Regions from separate parts of the Homo sapiens genome. Here region 1 is linked to region 2. Evidence: read pairs that join two places in POLR2A ChIA-PET (ENCODE). Cell type or tissue: OCI-LY7. All regions are shown on one strand. Region 1 overlaps ARHGAP18 (Rho GTPase activating protein 18). Region 2 has its middle 34 kb from the start of ARHGAP18.

Evidence for each region. Peaks named below come from ENCODE experiments on the same cell type or tissue, not always from the same donor. Only the 100,000 strongest peaks of a DNase experiment are listed, where the experiment ranks them.
Region 1: POLR2A ChIA-PET joins it to region 2 with 5 read pairs; 10 of 35 experiments call an interaction of 5 or more read pairs at or near these places.

Annotation. Positions count from the first base shown.
Region 1 is chr6:129,685,594-129,689,593 of GRCh38, reverse strand. The region is part of intron 1 of ARHGAP18 (Rho GTPase activating protein 18); the gene reads left to right. Among named protein-coding and RNA genes, the nearest start is that of ARHGAP18, 23 kb to the left of the region's middle. In OCI-LY7, a CTCF peak has its summit at 3,289 (motif pointing right); a DNase peak (open chromatin) is centred at 2,153; H3K4me3 peaks cover 1,309 bases; H3K27ac peaks cover 591 bases.
Region 2 is chr6:129,741,942-129,745,941 of GRCh38, reverse strand. No RefSeq gene overlaps it. Among named protein-coding and RNA genes, the nearest start is that of ARHGAP18, 34 kb to the right of the region's middle. In OCI-LY7, no CTCF peak of the experiment used is centred here; a DNase peak (open chromatin) is centred at 1,531; H3K4me3 peaks cover 394 bases.

The DNA of each region.
Region 1 (4,000 bases), 56 kb after region 2:
TGGGGTAGTTAAAAAACAATACATGCCCATTTCAGCACTTTGGGAGGCTGAGGTGGGCAGATCATTTGAGGCTAGGAGTTGGAGACCAGCTTGGCCAACATGGTGAAACCCTGTCTCTACCAAAAATACAAAAATTAGCCGTTCATGAAGGTGCATGCCCATAATCCAAGCTACTCTGGAGGTGGAGGCAGGAGAGTTGCTTGACCCGGGAGGCAGAGATTGCAGTGAGCCGAGATCACGCTACTGCACTCTAGCTTGGGTGACAGAGTGAGACTTAGTCTCAAAAAAGACAAAAAACAAAACCATCCAAGCAACCAAAAAAATAATACATGCTGGTTTCTCTTATCCTCATGTGAGAGGGAAATCAGAGCTTCTCAGCTGTCAGGTTTCTCCTTGGTGTCTTTCAGGCTGGAGACTGGTAAGTTTGTTCCCAAATGCCTGACAAGGCCTCAGAGATGATCATTAGTGGCAGCACCCATTTATTCCTCCAGAAATTTCAGATTTGCTCCCTTGATTCTGCTTGTTTAATAAATTCCAGACAAAGAAGAGTAATAGCACATACGTTTTGCATGCTAAAGAATTACTTAGAATTTGCCTCTTGTTGGCTCTGTGACATTGAGATTCTCAAGGAGACAGGAAGAAAATAGAAGTTTTTATATTAGACAATAGTTAGATGCAGTGCTCTTAGCATCAGTCTATTGAATCTCCAAAATATGGAATCATTGTCACTGGTAGCAGCTATATTTGGATTTCATTAGCCAGTGTAGTAGCTACCAATGATAAGGCATATTTTTTTTTTTTGACTTGGAGTTTCATTCTTGTTGCCCAGGCTGGAGGGCAATGGTGCGATCTCGGCTCACTGCAACCTCTGCCTCTTGGGTTCAAGTGATTCTCCTGCCTAAGCCTCCCAAGTAGCTGGGATTACAGGCATGTGCCACCATGCTTGGCTAATTTTGTACTTTTAGTAGAGACAGAATTTCACCATGTTGGTCAGGCTGGTCTTGAACTCCTGACCTCAGGTGATCCACCCGCCTCGGCCTCCCAAAGTGCTGGGACTACAGGCATGAGCCACGGCACCCAGCTGATAAGACGTGTTTTTTAAAAACTGTGCTGTGGTAACTCCTTGGAGTTTGTTAACAGGTGCTTTATGTACTATCCCATGTTTTCTACTAAGGATGATAAGCACTGTCATATCTGTGTTACAGGACTGGAAGTTATAATTATTATAATGTTACATCATTTTTAAACCTTGCTATAGGTGTTTACAGAAGAATGACGTCTTACATCCAACTAAGAAGATCAGAGAAAGTTTCAGGTTTCATCTTGCTGGAGCAGTTGGATAGGATTGGGTTTTAGGGGAAAAAGGTAAATACATTCTGAAGAGAGAGAAGTTTGGAAGGGAGCTGATATGTAAGGATGCTGACGTGGCTCTTGGGGAGGAGAAGAAAAGACTGGAACGAGAGGTTGAGGCCACTTTGTGGAAAGTCTTAAAGGTCAATCTTGACTGAAGAATTGGGATTTCTTTTCATCCATGTCTGCTTGTGAACTGCCCACTCTTCAGAATACCCAATTGCTCCATCATGGATCACTGGGTCTACTGAACTGGAACTGTTCTGATGGATTGACACTGTAGTGGGAAGAGGGAGCTCTCGATGACGAGATGGCATGGTTTTGTATCTCAGATCTACCCTTATTGGTTAACTGACCGTGGGTGAGTTACAAAACATCTCTGTGCCTCAGTGGTGTTGTGAAGATTTAAGTGAGCTAAAGCACACAGGCCCACTGGAAATAACTTAAAAAAAAATGTTTGGTTACTATTGAACTTCTTATGCTATCTGAGACAGTTACCTCCTCTGTCGTGTCATGAACATAGTTTTCAATAAGTATGTGGAAGAATCTAGAGATATTGTGATGAGAGAGGGAGATGGTCAACACAGGTTAAGGTGTGGGTTAGAGGAAAGAATGGCACCTTGTATGAATTGTTGCCACTTCCTGTCTGAAGCCTGCTTTCCTAGAGCAAAGATCCTCTCCTATTTCCTTCACTTGTTCTGGGAAGAGAATGAAGGTGCGTCCTCAGTACAGCCCTGCTTTGATAGGGTTTGAGCCTGAGCCCAGGTGTCCTGATGAGTCCTGCTTGGTGCCTGAGGAAGAAGAAAAGGGTTGTTGTGGTTTGTCAGCCCCAGACAGGCAGGAAACGCTTTCTTAACACTATGTGGGTGAGGTTTCAGCTATATGCTGTGTCAGTAGATCCTCAGACTCTTGGCATTTCCAAACATTTGTAGTTTCTGGCATTTGCAGTAATTTGGAATGTTGGAAACTGGTAACTTACAACTTCTCTGAGACCCGTGAACTAGAGTTGCAAGTCCTAAAGGTGGGGTGCATAGAAACTGGTCCCTGCATACCTGTTCAACATCTGTAGCCAACTGTCATCTCAAAGGGATGAAACTGTGCTTGCAAAGAATGGTTTTATGGCCAGGCGCAGTGACTCACGCCTGTAATCCCAGAGCTTTCGGAGGCTGAGTTGTGTGAATAACCTGAGGTTAGGAGTTTGAGACTAGCCTGGCCAACATGGTGAAACCTCGTCTCTACAAAAATACAAAAAAAAAAAAAAAAAAGAAAAAAAAAAGAAAAAAAAATTAGCCAGGTGTGGTGGCCGGTGCCTGTAATCCCAACTACTCCGGAGGCTGAGGCAGGAGGATCGCTTGAACCTAGGAGGTGGAGGTTGCAGTGATCCGAGATCGCGCCATTGCACACCGGCCTGGGCCACGAGAGCGAGACTCCATCTCAAAAAAAAAAAAAAAAAAAGGTTTTATTAGGGAGGGAATTCAGTGAAAGATGACGGGATGACTCCCCTGACTCCTGAAAAATATATCAATCTGGAGAAAGACAAATCCATATAACTTATAACTTGTAACACTTAAACACTTCTATAGTTGCAAATCTGAGGATTCTGGAAGTTCAGCCCATATTTCTCTGGAATATCCAGGTGGGTGGCTTTCTCAGTATCCTAGGGAAGAGACTGAACTTTGAAGAAGTCGGTGCCCTGTGAGGAGCCAAGGCAGCTCTGGGTAAGCGTCTGGTCTTTGCCAGCTTACCTGCGCAGGGAACCTCTATCCTCATATCTTACTGGTGGAGTGGTAGGCTGGAGGCTCCTCTGATTGGTGAGATTTGGAGGTGAGGTAAGCTTTCAGATGCTCCCTGAACATCACTTGTAGAATGTGCAGAGAGTCTTATGGGAATGGCTGGGAAGGCAAGCTCACTAGGAGATGAGCAGCCCAGCCTGTAGGGGACAGTGCAAAGGAGAAAGTGGCTGAGGAACACAGGGCAGCCATGGTAGGAGGGTTTGGGAGCGTGGGAGTTCATATTTTACACTATGTTGGTACTTACCATGCAAATGAACGGCCCTGCTGGGAAAAGAACCTTTATCCAGAGAGGGGATCCGAGGAAATAGTAAGAGTTGGGTTCCGAGAAGCTGTGCTGCATCACGGGAGAGCTCGGTGTTAGGGTCTTTTGCAAAAACCCAAATTTATTTAATTTTCCTTTAGCACAGACTTTTCCTTTTCTTTTCTGATTTTTCTGCCCCTCCGCCCGCCCCCGGCAATGTAAGGGCTGAAGAAGCATTTTTCTTTTACAGTGGGGTCAACTTGCTTTTGATTTTGAAAGTTGTTGCCAACATACAGGCAGGGTTGTTGCAAAAAGACTTCTTCGTTTCCTAGAGGAGGGCTTGAGTAGGGAGAAAACCATCTGGACTTCTCACTTCTGGGAACTCAAGTATTAACTAAATTCATTTTTGTGTGTAGATCAGAGGGGAAAATAAGAGGAAGTGGGAGAGGAAAAAAAAAAGCTGCCTTGTATTTTTGAATATGGAAAAAACTATCAAGTGATCACCGTGATCAGCACATTTAATGGTTGCATTTAAGTCTGAATAGAATTTTTGAGAAGGCTGGGCTTTTTTGACATCTCTTTTTAATGAAAAATATGTAACAATAACCTTTATACA
Region 2 (4,000 bases):
CTCAGCCTCCCAAAGTGCTGGGATTACAGGTGTGAGCCACCATGCCCGGCCGAATTCTAGATTTTTATAAATTTCTCTCTAGTTTTTTTATAGCTGTCTAGCTCTCTCCTAATTCAACTGCAGTTTTTCTTGGCAACCTGCCTTTTGAAGGATTCATGTGGCATTCACGTTTGTTTTTATAGAAGCCATTCTTTTTGAACTCATTTCATCAGTTTGATATAAAATTTATCTGATTGGAATAATAGGTCCAACTAGCTAATAGCTTGCCAATTCTTGGTAAACATATATAACCAGAGAAAAGCTCCCCCAACCTAGATAGAAGCCTGCAAGTTTCCAACATTCTGCTTCTGTTGTGGGTTTTACAGAGGGTTGGGAAAACTTTTATTATATACATAATTGTTTCCTGCTATTTGTACCTGGATGGTAGAGACTGCACGTGCTTTTCTGTGTCTCCTCCACTATTACTCCTGTAATATTATCCAGAGATTCTTTTATATCTGTGGTTATGTGGGAAAAAAAGGATTTGTTGAAAATGGCCAAACTTACTCTTACTAACTTTGCATATAATGTACTTTAAAGGATGTTCTGATACCTTTCTCTTCACTTATATTTTGAGGTAAGCTTATTCGATGTGTCACATATTACAGTTCTCTGAAGCCTCTTGCATGTTTCACATTGTGCTGACAAGATGTAGTTTTTCCCTTGATATATGTCTCGTTTTTGAATCAGAGTTCTTATTATCAAGTCTTAGTCTTTAGCTGTGCAAATGTGTCCCTTCTCCCACCTCCCCAAATAGCTTGGGCATTACTGCCAAATATTAGATTGGTGCAAAAGTAATTGCGGTTTTTGCCATCAAAAGTAATGAAAACCGCAATTACTTTTGCACCAACATAATAACTTCATACTCTTTATTGTATCGAGTATGCAGTCTACAAATTACAGTGAAGTAGCAGGCCCGGGGTGCCAGTGTCTGGAATTTGGTCAGCTAGAGAGCAGGTTGGTTGATATCGTAAGTCCAGCATCTCTGAAGACAAGTATAGGGAAAGTTAGCTAAGTTGTAAGGGATGGGCTGGGACCACAGCCCAAGCAGATCAAGTGTCAACTCTGGGAAAACACAAAGGGATGAGTCAGAGATTCAAGTGTAGAATTCCGTGGAGAGAGAGAGGGTCATGGGACTAGGGAGAGAAGCTGCAGAGTGGGGAGGATGGAAGCTTTGTTTGACAAAGCTATATGTCAAGGTCTAAACACTAGGCCTTAGAAGTAGATCAAGTAGCAACAAAATAATGGTATTTGATACTGGAATCATTTGGGGGGAAGTTATGTCCCCAGGATGGTGAAAGGGCATGGCAGGCCATGCAGAATTGATAACTAGCTTTTACTTTGTACTCCTCTCATAAGTTATTTAGGTTTCTACAAAATGTACCTACTTTGTCCGAACCTTTAAAGAGGTCAGAAGCAAAAAACAAGTGAGAGGTAGTGACGATGTTCATTTAGAGTCTGTACAGCTCGTCTGTTCAGTAATTGCTCAGTGAAGTGGAACAGGAAGAAGCTGATGGCCACTTGGCTGCACTCAGTCTGTGTGAACTGGTTTCTTCTATTTTATGATCCTGGATTATCTGTCTACAAGAAGTAGTGGAAAAAATAAATCCATTAACTCCATGTGGCCTATGGCAGATACTGGGGATTAAAAAGTACAGGGATTCCTAGCCTCATCTCAAGAAAAAGGTGACAGAAAATACTAACCTTATTGTTTGCCACCACATCATCAGAGTCAATGGATAATACTTTTTTCCCTTATCTTTTTCACATTTGATTAAGAAAAATAACTACAAGAGGTGCACAGAAAATTCGGGAATTTGTTTTTAGAAAGTTGTTACTGCTCTTTATCTGGTATGCTTTGACTATTTCTAGGAAAGTGTTGTTTCTGTGGTTGGGCTGGCACTTTTTTTTATATGATTAACTATTTCTTCACTGATGATTTTTTTCCTCAGAGTTACACGTTACATAATATATAAAGGAAACCTGGAAAATCTTAGTTAAAGCAATTTAAGAAGTGCTTTATTTTTGAGAATGGCAAAAATAAAAGAAGCAGAATGTGTTTGATCTGTATATCTATAAGTCACGTGAATGATGGACTGAGTTTAAATGTAGTTGCTTTTTCTGTATATATTATAAAGACTAGAGCTTTTGATTAAAGTTCCAAAATAAAGAAGCAGTTTGCCTATAAAGTCACTGCTGATTAGTCTAAATCAAAGCAGAAACATTATCCCCTTTGAAGAAAATTTATGAGTAAAGGGCTCAAGGATCTGTTATTACAACTTGTCCCTCAGATGTCAAAGTACCCTAGGAACCCCTATACCGGGATGTCTTTTGGAATAAGCTTATGAACCACATAAAAATCTCACTCATAGACAGTTCTTAGACAGTGTTAGAATGTGTTTTATTGTAAAACCAGTTAACTTCATAGTCACACGTGAGCTGTAAGCTGTCCCTTGCCATTTAAGTAGTACTAATGGGGATGTCATTTACAGTAATAGCTCTCTGTTTTCTCTAATTAAGGGGCTCTTTGTGGTTTCATTTTATAATAAAAACATGGATCTATGCTTTCATAACTTCATTTCACTTGCTTTGTTTCTACCCTTAGATTTGTTTTCAATTTCAGCTCAACACATTTAAAAATTGTCCATTCAAAGAAATTGGTTAAAAAATTGTAGGTATTGTATTAGTTTACTAAGTATGTTTCCCTCTCCCATAACAATTAGAAAATAATTCTTGTTTCTATTTGCTTTTTTATTGTGGTAAAATATACATAATATGAAACATAATTTTACCCATTTTAAAATGTATATTCAGTGATATTTAGTCCTTTTTTTTCTTTTTTTTTTTTTATTATTTTGAGACAGAGTCTCGCTCTGTTGCCCAGGCTGGAGTGCAGTGGCACAATCTCGGCTCACTGCAGCCTCTGCCTCCTGGGTTCAAGCGATTCTGCTGCCTCAGCCTCCCAAGTAGCTGGGATTACAGGCATGTGCCACCACATCTGGCTAATTTTTGTATTTTTGTAGACATGGGGTTTCACCATGTTGGCCAGGCTGATCTTGAACTCCTGACTTCAGGTGATCCACCCGCCTTGGCTCCCTAGAGTGCTGGGATTACAGGTGTGAGCTACCACACCCAGCCTTTTTAATTTTTTTACAGGATAACCCATTACTGACAGATGTTTTTTCACTGGATAATAAATGGAGAGATCTGAGGTTACTCAGAAATACACTTTTAATAAGACTTTGAACACCATATGTTAGTTGATGAAATAAGAATATAGCAAGGCACCTTAATCTGCTATTTCATTTTGCTTTCCCTCCCTGAAAAGAGCTCGTATCATAATTTACTGTTCATTGATTCATTAATTTAACAATATTTAAGACTCTCTTATCTGACAGTCTACCTTAGTAAAAAAAGGAAAACGACCTACCATCTAGGGATCTTACCTTTAGACTTGTGTGTAGGGTGTTACACAAGAAGACAATCAATTATAATATATTGTGGAAATGTCTAGAAGGGTGAAAACTGGAATGTAAAATGGAAGTCTAGAAAACTGGAATGTAAAATGTCTAAGCCTCTCTAGCAGAGACGAGCAAGTTTTACCAGAACTTGGTGAAGAGTGAGAAGGCATTTACCAGCTGGGAGGCCTAAGTGGGAGCAGACTAGTCACACTGAGCAAATAGCACGTCCCAAGGGGTAGCATTTGGAGCCACCAGGGTGTCAATGGTGAGTGGCAGTGGGTTTTCAGTGGTGGTGCTCTGGTGTGTGTGTGTAGAAGAAGATGGCGGGCAGGCTAGAGGGCAGCTGGGAACTTCAGGATGGACCTGGTGCCCCTGATACACTGATGTTTCCGAAGCGTATCCTTTGAGATGTTCCCAGTTGTCACTTAAGATGGGAGTAGGAGGAGAGAGAGCAGTTTGGACAGCCAAATAAGTTTGAGGGAATGTTCAATAAAAACAAG